Regions from separate parts of the Mus musculus genome. Here region 1 is linked to region 2. A link is a loop called in an ENCODE intact Hi-C map of the cell type or tissue named here. Cell type or tissue: left cerebral cortex. All regions are shown on one strand. Each heading gives the region's core, and the rest is flanking DNA. Links, peaks and the distances in the headings are about the cores only.

Region 1 (5,377 bases), core at 83-5,082, 250 kb before region 2:
ATCCAGCCATATGTACAGTTAAAATGGTGAGCATGCAGGATTGAGGAGACCCTGGGATGTGTGAGCAGAGCCACACAGTGTGTTACCTTGGTCACAGAGCAGCCTTGGGCAGGAAATAGTTCCCCCCCCCCCCCCCCCCCGCAGTCAATCTAGTGACTCGCCTACGGTCCCAAGTGAGCCAGTGTCCTGGGGGAGCCAGTGTTGGCATGTCAGGGAAGATGGGAGACAGAGGGGACTGGACTAGTTCAGTTACTTTTGTTATCACTATGACCAAGGACCCACCCAGAAGGAACTTGAGGAAGAGGTTTTTTGGGGGGGCTCACAATTTGAAGGGGTGCAGGTTCTCATTGCAGGGGGCGGGGCACGGCAGCAGGACAACTCACCTTGCATCCACAGTCAGGAGGCTCAGGGAAGTAAGTGTTAGGCTCAGCTCTCAGCCCACGGGGAGCCAACCACCCTCAGGGCATGTCTGCCCCACTCTGTTAAACCACACTAGAATCTCCTTGAGATGTGCTGCCAAATCCAGTCCCGCTGACAAAGAATAACCATCAGTCTGAGATGCTGGCCTTAATGGCCGAGTCAGAGAGGCAGAGCAGAGCCCACTGAGCAGACAGGGAACCCATGCTAGAGAGTGCTCCACGAGCGCCCTACCCCTGAGCCACATGGAGCTCGACATGGAAACATCTTCCTCTGTTTCCTCAGCTGTAAAGTGAGATAGTTAATATCTTCCCATCACAAGCGGTTGTGAGACAAGGAATGTTGCTTAGTAATACTGTAATTTCACCTCTCCCTGTACGCACAGTTACTGGGAGACAGGCCAGTGCTCCAATGGGCAGTCACAGTGCAGAACAAATGTCGAACTCTCTCAAGGGACCAACATTAAATCAGACTTCACTGACTAGCCTATGAATGGGGTTACATTTCTGCCTCCTTTGCCTTTCCATATTCTTTGGCTTTTCCCTTCCTTTATAGTCATTCAACTAACACTTTTTAAATTTTATTTATTTTAATGTGCATTGATGTTTTTGTCTGTATGTATATGTCTATAAAGGTGCCAGTTCCAGGAATTGGAGTTACAGTTATGAGCCACCATGTGGAGACTGGGAATTGAACCAGGGTCCTCTGGAAGAGCAGTCTCTCCAGCCATCAAATAATACTTTCTGAGGGGTTAGTGTGTCCAGGCCACCCTGCTGGGTCTGGAAGGAATCTAAATAACACCCAGTCCTGGCCTGTGTTGTCTAGAGATGAGATCATAGCATCCAGCGAGCCTGGGCTGTTGAAAGCCAGAGCTGGGAGGCAAGTTACCAAGGATATGACCTTTGAGTCTGTCTTTGAAGAGCAGATCATGGTCTCCCAAGTAGAGAGGTCAAGAGCCCGGGGCGCATGGATGCATACATGTCCTATATGTGTATGAGTACAATTCCCCACACATGTATGACACAAAGGCAGTTTCGGCCATGCTCATGAAAACTAGACTGTTCCTGGAAATGGGACTGCCTGTTCGTTGTGAGTTGTGACGGTTACTGAATTAAAGCAACAGTTCTCCACCCTGGCCCTGCATCAGAACTACCTGTGGCTTGTTCGTGGTTTAGATTTCATTCACGTTTCCTGGCCCAACCCTTTGTGTATTATAGAGTTAGTGACTGGGTTGGGGACCCCCATAACCACGTTCACCTTTTTTTTTTTTGTTTTGCAAATTCTGAGGGTGAAAACATCATTTCATTTTTGTTTCTCTAGTTCCACAGTAGAGGCTGTGCATTTGCCAGCGTGGTGGATTGTGCCCATAGCCCTCAGCACTATGGAGGGGGAGGCAGGAGGGTCAGAGGTTCAAAGCCACCAAGCTACATAGCACACACAAATATTTCCAGTAAATGACTATATAAGCTATGTAAAGTATATACATCCAAACACAATGAATCCATCAACAAATATGAACAATATAAAGGCACAGAGAACAAAGCAGGACATAGTAAGTATGAGTAGTAAGAGACCGGTGATGGCTAAGTAAAAACCAACGGATATTAGTGGCCGTTACCGCTGCTGTGACTACTTGCTGCCTCACGGTGTCACTGTTGGACACGGGTCCTACTGTGCCTTCCGCTGGCCCCACAGGCCGTCGGGGCAGCTTTGGCCTTTGCTGACCCAGTAGTTCACCTGAAGAGCTCCTCTCTGTTTACCAGCTGCTTCCAAACGTCAGGTTCCAGCTCACGGAGCCACGCCTCCTCTCCCCAGAGCCCTGAGGTGGCTGCAGCTTTTCTCTGACTACCTTGGAACCTTAGGGTGGCAACACATCCGGATTCTCAGACAGTGAGGTTGTTCTTTGAAAGAAAATGCCCTGTAAGCCCGACGTCTGCCCAGAAGACTGTACTTAGTGGTTCCTATTAAGCTTCTAGATCAGTGGTTCTCAGCCACGCTAATGCTGTGACCCTTTAATGCAGTCCCTTATGTCGTGGTGATCCCAGGCATAAAATTATTTCCCTTGTTACTTCATAACTGTAATTTTGCTACCGTTATGAATCGTGTTTTCCAGTGGTTTTAGGCAACCCCTGTGAAAGGGTTGGTTGTCTGACACCCCCTCCTCCAGAAGTCAAGACACATGGGCTGAAAACTACTGTTCAAAGGGGGTACCCCTTTAAGACTACCAACACCTGTACTCCTGAGGAAGCCGATATCTGGGACTCCAGGGCAGGTGCTTGCTTCTTTCTGTAAGGTAGGAGAAAATCTCCCACATGCCTAATCTCTGCCTGGAAACCACATGATGGGCTGTTGTTCAAAACCCAGCAAATTCCTCTATGCAGCCAGGAAAAAGGACCAGTGTGTCAGGAGGGTTGAGCCTCATTGGTTATTGAAGGATGTCTGTAGAGAAGGGAGGTTGGGTACTTAACTCATTTGCGGCTGCACACTTCTACACTGTAGTCCACAGTGGAACTATTCATGAACCAAAGACTGGAGCTAAGTCAGTTTTCATATTACCTACCTACACACACACACACACACACACACACACACACACACACACACTGCAGACTCTCTGAAGGTGTCATGCTCACAACAGATTCTCAAGGTCTAGGCGTCTCACTAGTAATACTGATTCAGTGATATGGGGCGGGGGGGGATGGGGAGGAACCCCAAATCCTAGTAAGATGTCACAGAACAGTAGATAGGGCTTGGGCAAGGAGGTGGAGGGCTGCCTATATGGTGGTGCCTAGCTAGGGGGTTATGCAGCAGGAATAGCTCTCAGATAGGGTCCAATGCATCCAAGCTGTCGGCAAAGCTGAAAACAAGCTGCAGCTTTCAGATAAATCTCAGATGTCTTGACAAACAATATATTGCCTGTCTGGCTGTCGGGTCATAGTTTGAGATGGAAGAAAATGTGTAGATCCAAATCGGGAATCCTAGCAAGTGTGGGAGCGGAGGTACAGCCCCTGGGAATCCACGTCAGGAAGACAATTGGTCAGCGAGGGAAGCCCGGTGCACCGATGACCTCATGGCTCTTTTCTGGACACTCCCTTCCCTCCTGCCCACCTCCACCCACAGACATATCAGACAGATGACCGAATGAGCACGAGGAAAAAGTGTTCCCCGTCGATAACGCTCGTTCTCACGTGTGGCTGCCCATCCCCAGCCTTGTCCGCGCCCCCCCTCCAATGTCCCCAAGCTGAGCAAGGCTGAGTGAGGTCAGTGGGAACTCACGCTCGCGCTCGCTCGCTCGCTCGCTCTCACCAGACCCAGGAGTCTTTGAAGATTGCGTAAGGGCAAACAAACGCCTGGCCGTGCCTTAAATTCTTTGTGTGAAACAGCTCACATTTTGTTCCCTGGCTGACCACACGTGAGTTTTGTCTTCTGAGCAGTTTTTGCCACGAGAATAGTTTCATATCTCCTCAGAAGGGGTCAGCAAGGGACCCCAGCCTATGTTGAGACACACACTTGGCTCCAATGCTCCAGCCTCCAGAGCCCACACCTCAGACAGAACTGTTCTTCTCAAGAGGAGGTGGTGACTGCCCCTAACAGTTGGCTTGCCACAGCTGTGTGTGCAGTCCTTCAAGCCAGTGTACAAGTCCCAGAGCCAGGGCCTCCCTGGTGTCACCCCTGACAGAGAAAGCAAAGGGCTTCATCCACATGGTTGTGTTTTAGATCTCGTTTCTCCCGGACTTTCTTAGGCCTCCCACTTGGCTGAATATTTGGGAATTGACACAATAGCCTTACCGAAGCTGGGGTGGGCATGATGTGGTGGGAAGTCATGTGATTGTCCAAAGTGAACCAATTTGTCAAAGACCATTTCCCTCTTACCCATCCCCCACTCCCACCCCCTGCCACCGCCACACCCCACGATAAGATAGGGTCCCCAGAGCACAATAATCCTTTCCTGAGATACAATTTAGAGGCTCCTGAGAAAAGAAACAACAGAGAGGCTAATTTTGGCTTTTCTGAAACTAAAGAAAAACATACAGCCAGGCCCTGTCCTGCCCAAGGAAGCCAGGGTGGGCCCCGTTTTGTCTCTCTAGGGTATCTGCTCAGATCACCAGAGGTTTGGAGAACAATGCCGGGGTTGAGGGCAGTATGGGAACAGAGTCTGCCCCCCTCACAGCAAAGGCTGCGTGTGATGGAGCCTTGCCTGGGCTCTCTACAGACACCTAAAACAACAACCTGTATTTCAGGCCTAAAATTTTTTGAAGCACCAACTCCTTACCCTCCCTCCCCCATCTAAACTGCGAAGAGTTAGAGATTTCTTCAGACCCAGTCGTGAGAAGAGAAAACCCTGATGCTGTTCTATAGATCCTCTCCAATTTTACTATGTACACATATGCACATTTGCCTTTCCTCTGATTCTTAGAAGGATCCATGATTAGGAACAAATGACAAGCCCAGGGAGCCATACCAACGTGGGCCAGGTTTTAAAGCACTTACTGAGAATCTCCTGTCTTCTTACAGGAGTCAGGGTGAGGCTCACACATACACACGAGCGTCTGTGTCTCTGACACACTCAAGGTGTCACCCAGGCTGCAGCTCTGCAGACCACACTAGCGAAGCGAAGCTCAGAGGCACGTGGTGCTTCCGCTACCCATGAGCCTTTGCCTCAGCCACAGTCTAACGGATCTCCAGTCTTCCTGTCCAGCTCCAGTCCACCCTGTTGCCACCAGAGGGATCTCGTAGCAAATTGTCAATGTCATTTTCCTAAAAAAAAAACTTCAGTGATGGGGTTGGAGAGAGGGCTCAGCCATTGAGAGCATATATTGCTCTTCCAGAGGACCTGAGTTCAAGTCCCAGCACCCACATCTGGCAGCTCATAATCACCTGTAACTCCAGCTCCACGGAATCGGATTCCTCTGGCCTCTGAGGCCACCTGCACTCACATGTACAATACCTGCATACACAC
Region 2 (5,377 bases), core at 255-5,254:
ACTAGATTAAACCATTTGCAGCCCCGCACTGCTGCAGCACCTCGCTGAAGCCCTCTCAGAGCTTGCCATCGCTCTGGTTCTGGGCACAGCCCAGAAACTGTTTGATTTCTAAAGAGCAAGGTCCAAAAAATGGCTGGTCCTGCAGCTGGGTTCCCTGAGGCTATCGATGCCTGGCTTTGCAGACTCAGCATTACCACTTCCGCTGAAGCCCCCAGTGATGGCGTGACCCCACTGCAGAGCCCACAGCCACACCAGCTGCAGAGGAAGCCACCTGGGCCGACAGGCCTGGCTGCTGGGGCACCTCGGCAGGTGAGCCAACTGCAGGTGCTCTTCCGGGAGCAGCCCTCATCTGAGGGCCCCAGCCAGAGGGGTCACCTGGGAAGTGCGGCTACAGCCTCCACACAGCATCCTAACTTCCTGTAGTCTCAGTTTTCAGAGAAGACAAACTGCCAGCCCACTTTTTCTAAGAGTGGACAGCATCTGGGGACATAACAGCACAGAGCACATTAGAGCATCTTTAGAACTGTCTATCCAAGGAATATCCAAGGTCGCGCCTGAGTTCCAGGCGAGACCCAAGAAGTCATTTGTTCACCTCAGAAAGAAAGGAGAAAAGCAGCTAACAGTTCTCTCAATTACGACTTCTCAAAGGCATAACTCCAGGACTGCTAGGACAGGTGGCTCAGAACATAAAAGTATTTTCTGTGTATAACTCACAGCCTGAATTTGATCCCCAGATCATATGGTAGAAGGAGAGAACTGTTTCCAAAAGTTGTCCACTGACCTTCACAAACATACCATAGCATGTGTATGCATACACATATCTGTATTTACACATGTGCATGGTTGAACACACACACACACACACACAATTAAAAATGTTAAAAGCATAACTCCGGATTACATTAGGACGTAATATGGTGTTGAGTCAAATGACTCTGGGGAAAGAGCACTGAACACTGGTGGTAACAGCCAGCTTACATCAAGGTAAGCTGTGTAAGCAGGTGGCTCTCTGTGTGTGGTCTGATACCCAGGGGTCTCCTGTCATGTCTCCTTGTGGGGTGGCCCAGCCTGATCCAACAGCTGAGGGTTTTTATTTTTTTTTAATATTTATGTTAGTTTGAATTGTGTATGTGTATGTATATTCATATAGGAGTATGTGCATATGTGTCCAGAAAAAGAGTCAGATCGTCATACCTCCTGGAGCTGGAGTTACAGGCCACCGTGAGTCACCTGAAATGGGTCCTAGGAACAGAACCTAAGTCTTTTGGAAGATCAACACATGCTCTTAACCACTGAGCCACGGTGACAACCACCAAGAATCGAGTGGTTTTGGGTTTTGGGGTTTTATGTTTGTTTTTGTGATTCTGTAGTAGAAATCAGGGCATCTGTCCCCTGCTTTCAGAACTTCTGACATTTATTAACTCATGACCCCTTGCTGGGTCTATTTCTTCATCTAAGCAACACAGACGCTGGAGGAACCCCAGGATCATCTAGACTTTAAAAACAATCAAAACGAGTATCAGAGACCGGCGCTGCGGCTCCCGAGTGTGCTAGCACTGTTGAGCTTCCAGCACCAAAATATAAACAAGCCCCAAAGATTAGCTGAGCATAATGACGTACACCAGCAGTCCTGACTATTCAGGGGGCTGAGGCAGGAGGATCACTTGGCCCCAGGAATTGAAGTCTCATTTGGGCAAAATAGAGAGAATCTATCGCAAAGAAGAAAAAAACAAAAACAAACAAACAAAACCAAAAAAAAAAAAAAAAAAAAAAAACCCAAAAAGCAAAAAACAAAGTTCAGTATAAACCAAGTTATGGTGTCTGGGCTTCATCTTCTGAGATTCTAACTAAAAATACTAAAGTTACATTGGGAGGTGGCAAGGATGTCACCCTCTAAAATAAACAACAAAGTATTTATTCCTCATGGTTCTAACCCACAGCCAGGGTAGAGAACAAAGTTCAGTTTGCATAGGCGCCGCCCAGATTTGTGCCCAATGGTGACGTTTGCATCCCAAGCCAGGGCTGTTGTGAATGTTGGCTTCATGGGACCTACCCAGTATAACACAGTATACGGATCTTTGATTGAATCAAGACACAAACTGTATAGAAAAGCATGTCTTATACCCCAACCCACCTTGTCCTTGTAGTGTGCCTCCTGTTGGCATACAGGATTTTCTGTTACAGGAGTCTTTTGACACTGCAGGTTGGTGACCTCCTGTCACCTGCGAGCCATGGAACTCTGGGCAGACTGCTGAGCTCTGTGCCTCCTTACCAATAGTTCAATACTTCACAGCACACCAAGACAGTGGTGTAAGGTAGGTTTCCAAAGAGTGATTGTTGTATTATTATAGTTATTATTCAGCCCTTTAAAATGATGTTTTGGTCAGCAATGGGCCACGTACATAGACGGTCTCATAAGATAGCAGTAACAGATCTGAAAACTTCTTACCTTCTAGCAACATGGTAACTGTTCAAAAATCAGAGGATCTTATTCACTGTTTTCTGGGGAATCTACTGTAAAGCAACTCTGTCGTCATAAAAGTATAGCGCATGCAATTATGGATGGCATGCTATACCTACAATGGATGACCCATACACTGTTATGCCTGTTTATCGTTATTCAGAGTGCATTCCTTCGTGTATGGGAAACCTTTACCGAGATGCAGACTGCCTGTCTAGTATGTGAGAGGCCCTGGATGGTGTCCCTGAGACCCTAAAAAAAGGTAAAACAAAATGTTTACTGTGCAGCCCCTTGCTTTAGACTTTGGTATCCAAGTACATCTCATGTTGCCTGTTGATTGCACGAGACCACATAGAGTGGCTGACCTGTACTCCTGAGTTGGCGTCAGGGCAATGGAAACCCTGACAGAACCTCCTACCATTATAAGAATGTGTTCCCCGTGTGATACGACACGGCTGTACTTCTAAGGAAGCGGGTATGGGTGGGGATACGATTGGACAAATGCTGGCTACTCACTGGGCCATGGCTTTGTTTTACCTGCTCTGGTTGGCTTGTCTCCTGACAACGTGCAAACTGCTGATTCTTTTTTGAGGTTGCATTCTTGGGCATAAGGGAAAAGCACTTTTCTAAAATTTCCGGTGCTAATAGAAGATGTTGGAGAGCTGGACGGTGCTGTGAAAGAGTAGACAACCTAGCACTATGCAATCCCACCGTGAATTATTTCCGAGGTTTCAGTTTGCTTCCGAGCACACATCTGGCCGTGACCCTGCAGATGTTAGGATCTTGGTCTCGGCACTCCCCCTTGTGGCCAATTGGTAGAACGACTTTCCGCGGTGGCCGTGACGCCTCCTCCTGGCAGCACAGCCGCAGTGCCAGGTCCTATCTGCCCACGCGTCCAGGAACGGAGTTGGTAATTGGTTTTCCGCCTGGTGTCAGTGAGGCTGGTCTGGCACAAAGGTAGCTTGTTGTGTCCTCTCACGACGCCGAAAGGTGCCGCTAGACACCGCTATGCTGTCGACCCTGTCAACAGTCATTACTGCCTACATCTACTACTGGAGTCTGGGTGCATGGAAGTCTACTTCAGGGTTCCAGGACCGCCAGGGTGTGTTGGAAGAAGCGGGCTTTTGTCTGTTTAGAATTATATTGGTCGTTCATCATTTTGTAAAACAATCTCCTCTTGGCAATATATATAGCCTGTATTTTAGAATCTTAATTTGAGTATAAATAGCCGTTTCTTTTACATCTCTCTTTACATATTGGAAACAGGCACACCTGTCTTCAAGCCCTTTATAGCCCACGTGCTAGTGCCGTAACTCTCAGCCTTCCTAATGCTGCGGCCCTTTAATACAGCCCTCTCATGTTGTGGTGACCCCCAACCATAAAATTATTTCATTGCTACTTCATAATTGTAATTTTGCTACTGTTATGCATCATAATGTAATTATCTGATTTGAAGGATGGTTTTAAGGTGACCCTTGTGAAAGCATCATTCGACGCCCCCCTCCCAGCCCCAACAAAGGGGTCCTGACCGAAGGTTGAGAAACACTAAGCTAGAGGCTTGGCTCTCAGACCTGCAATATCAGGAGATGTCAGAACCATTATTGGGCCAGCCTTCATGGTAGACACTGCCTGGGTGGGGCATCCCTGGAGGGAAATGCTTCTTCAGGGCTGTGAGACAGCTGGGGCAACATTTGCTTTGAAACAAGAGCTTCACTCACCTGGAGGCCCGGTGTGCCGCGCTCTCTAGAGCCTTTGCTTTGCTTTTTGTGGTGGCTGCTGAAGGTTCTGACTAGCTTGCTGGCTTCAGAGTGACAGAATGAGCCAGGGGCTTCTGTCCAATGACTCTGTGAGTAAGAGAACTTGACTAGTACAGATGTTTCTGTCTTGCCCAAGGGGCTAGAGTTCCACCTGGCGTGTGCACTTGGCTGAGAGTGACATTCGGCAGGAAGCAGCATCTAAGTTTGATCCTGTGTAAAAAGCCTGATGGTGATGAGCAACGGGTAATCCCAGGACTCCTACAGCAAAGTGGGAGGCAGATAGAGATCTAGTCAGAACCTGCACAGTGGCAGAAACAAGGTCGACTCCAGAAGCTTGTCCCCTGACAGCTACTCTCATGCCATGGCATATGTACATCCGCACACAAAAGAACATTTCAAATACCAGTAAAAGACAGACAGGAAGGAAGGGAGAGAGGGAGGGAGGGAGAGAGGGAGGGAGGGAGGGAAGGAGGAAGGGAGGGAAGGAGGGAGGGAGGGAGGGAGGGGAGGAAGGAAGGAAGGAGGGAGGGGAGGAAGGAAGGAAGGAGGGAGGGAGGGGAGGAAGGAAGGGAGGGAGGAAGGGAGGGAGGGAGGGATGGGAGGGAGGGAGGGATGGGAGGAAGGAAGGAAGGAAGGAGGGAGGGGAGGGGAGGAAGGAAGGAAGGAAGGAAGGAAGGAAGGAAGGAAGGAAGGAAGGCAGGAAGGAAGGAAGGAAGGAAAGCCCTTTTAGAGCTTTTCCTAAATGGAAAACACCTCCACCAGGAGAGTTCAGCATGCCCTAGGATTCTAAGCCATGCCCTGTACCTGGTTGAACTGAGCAACAGGACCAATGTCTGCTTCCTTCCCCACCCCTCCCCAATGGAGGCAGTCTCTCTGGGACTCTCCATCCTGTGCCTTCTTTGGAGCCATCAAGCATACTGCTGAGACACTCCTGGGCCACTCTCTGAGAGCAGTGGGAACAGCTCTGTCCCCTGGCAACTCTCATAACCGGAGCTCAGCTCCGCCTTAGAGAATCTTGACTCTTAGAGGGCTTTTGGGGTACTCTTGGGTTCCTGCCTAGAGGTGACTTAAAGCCTCTGCTTATGAGTGGAGTCCTTCCTGCTCCTGCAGAACTTGAGAATTTCCCCTGGGACTCACTAAGGGGCCTGCGACATCCATC

What was found. A loop is a pair of places that touch in the nucleus more often than their neighbours do. Peaks named below come from ENCODE experiments on the same cell type or tissue, not always from the same donor. Only the 100,000 strongest peaks of a DNase experiment are listed, where the experiment ranks them.
Region 1: it touches region 2 in a loop (4-fold over the local background); 23 of 42 quality-filtered maps call a loop at or near these places.

The regions. Positions count from the first base shown.
Region 1 is chr16:30,500,950-30,506,326 of GRCm38, reverse strand. No RefSeq gene overlaps it. Among named protein-coding and RNA genes, the nearest start is that of Gm52252, 16 kb to the left of the region's middle. In left cerebral cortex, for the core only: a CTCF peak has its summit at 2,051; a DNase peak (open chromatin) is centred at 2,077; H3K27ac peaks cover 427 bases.
Region 2 is chr16:30,250,172-30,255,548 of GRCm38, reverse strand. It overlaps Gm33330 (a long non-coding RNA gene), which reads left to right and starts at 2,325. Exons shown (of 2, transcript XR_876005.1): 1 at 2,325-2,723. In left cerebral cortex, for the core only: a CTCF peak has its summit at 3,295 (motif pointing left); a DNase peak (open chromatin) is centred at 3,306; H3K4me3 peaks cover 529 bases.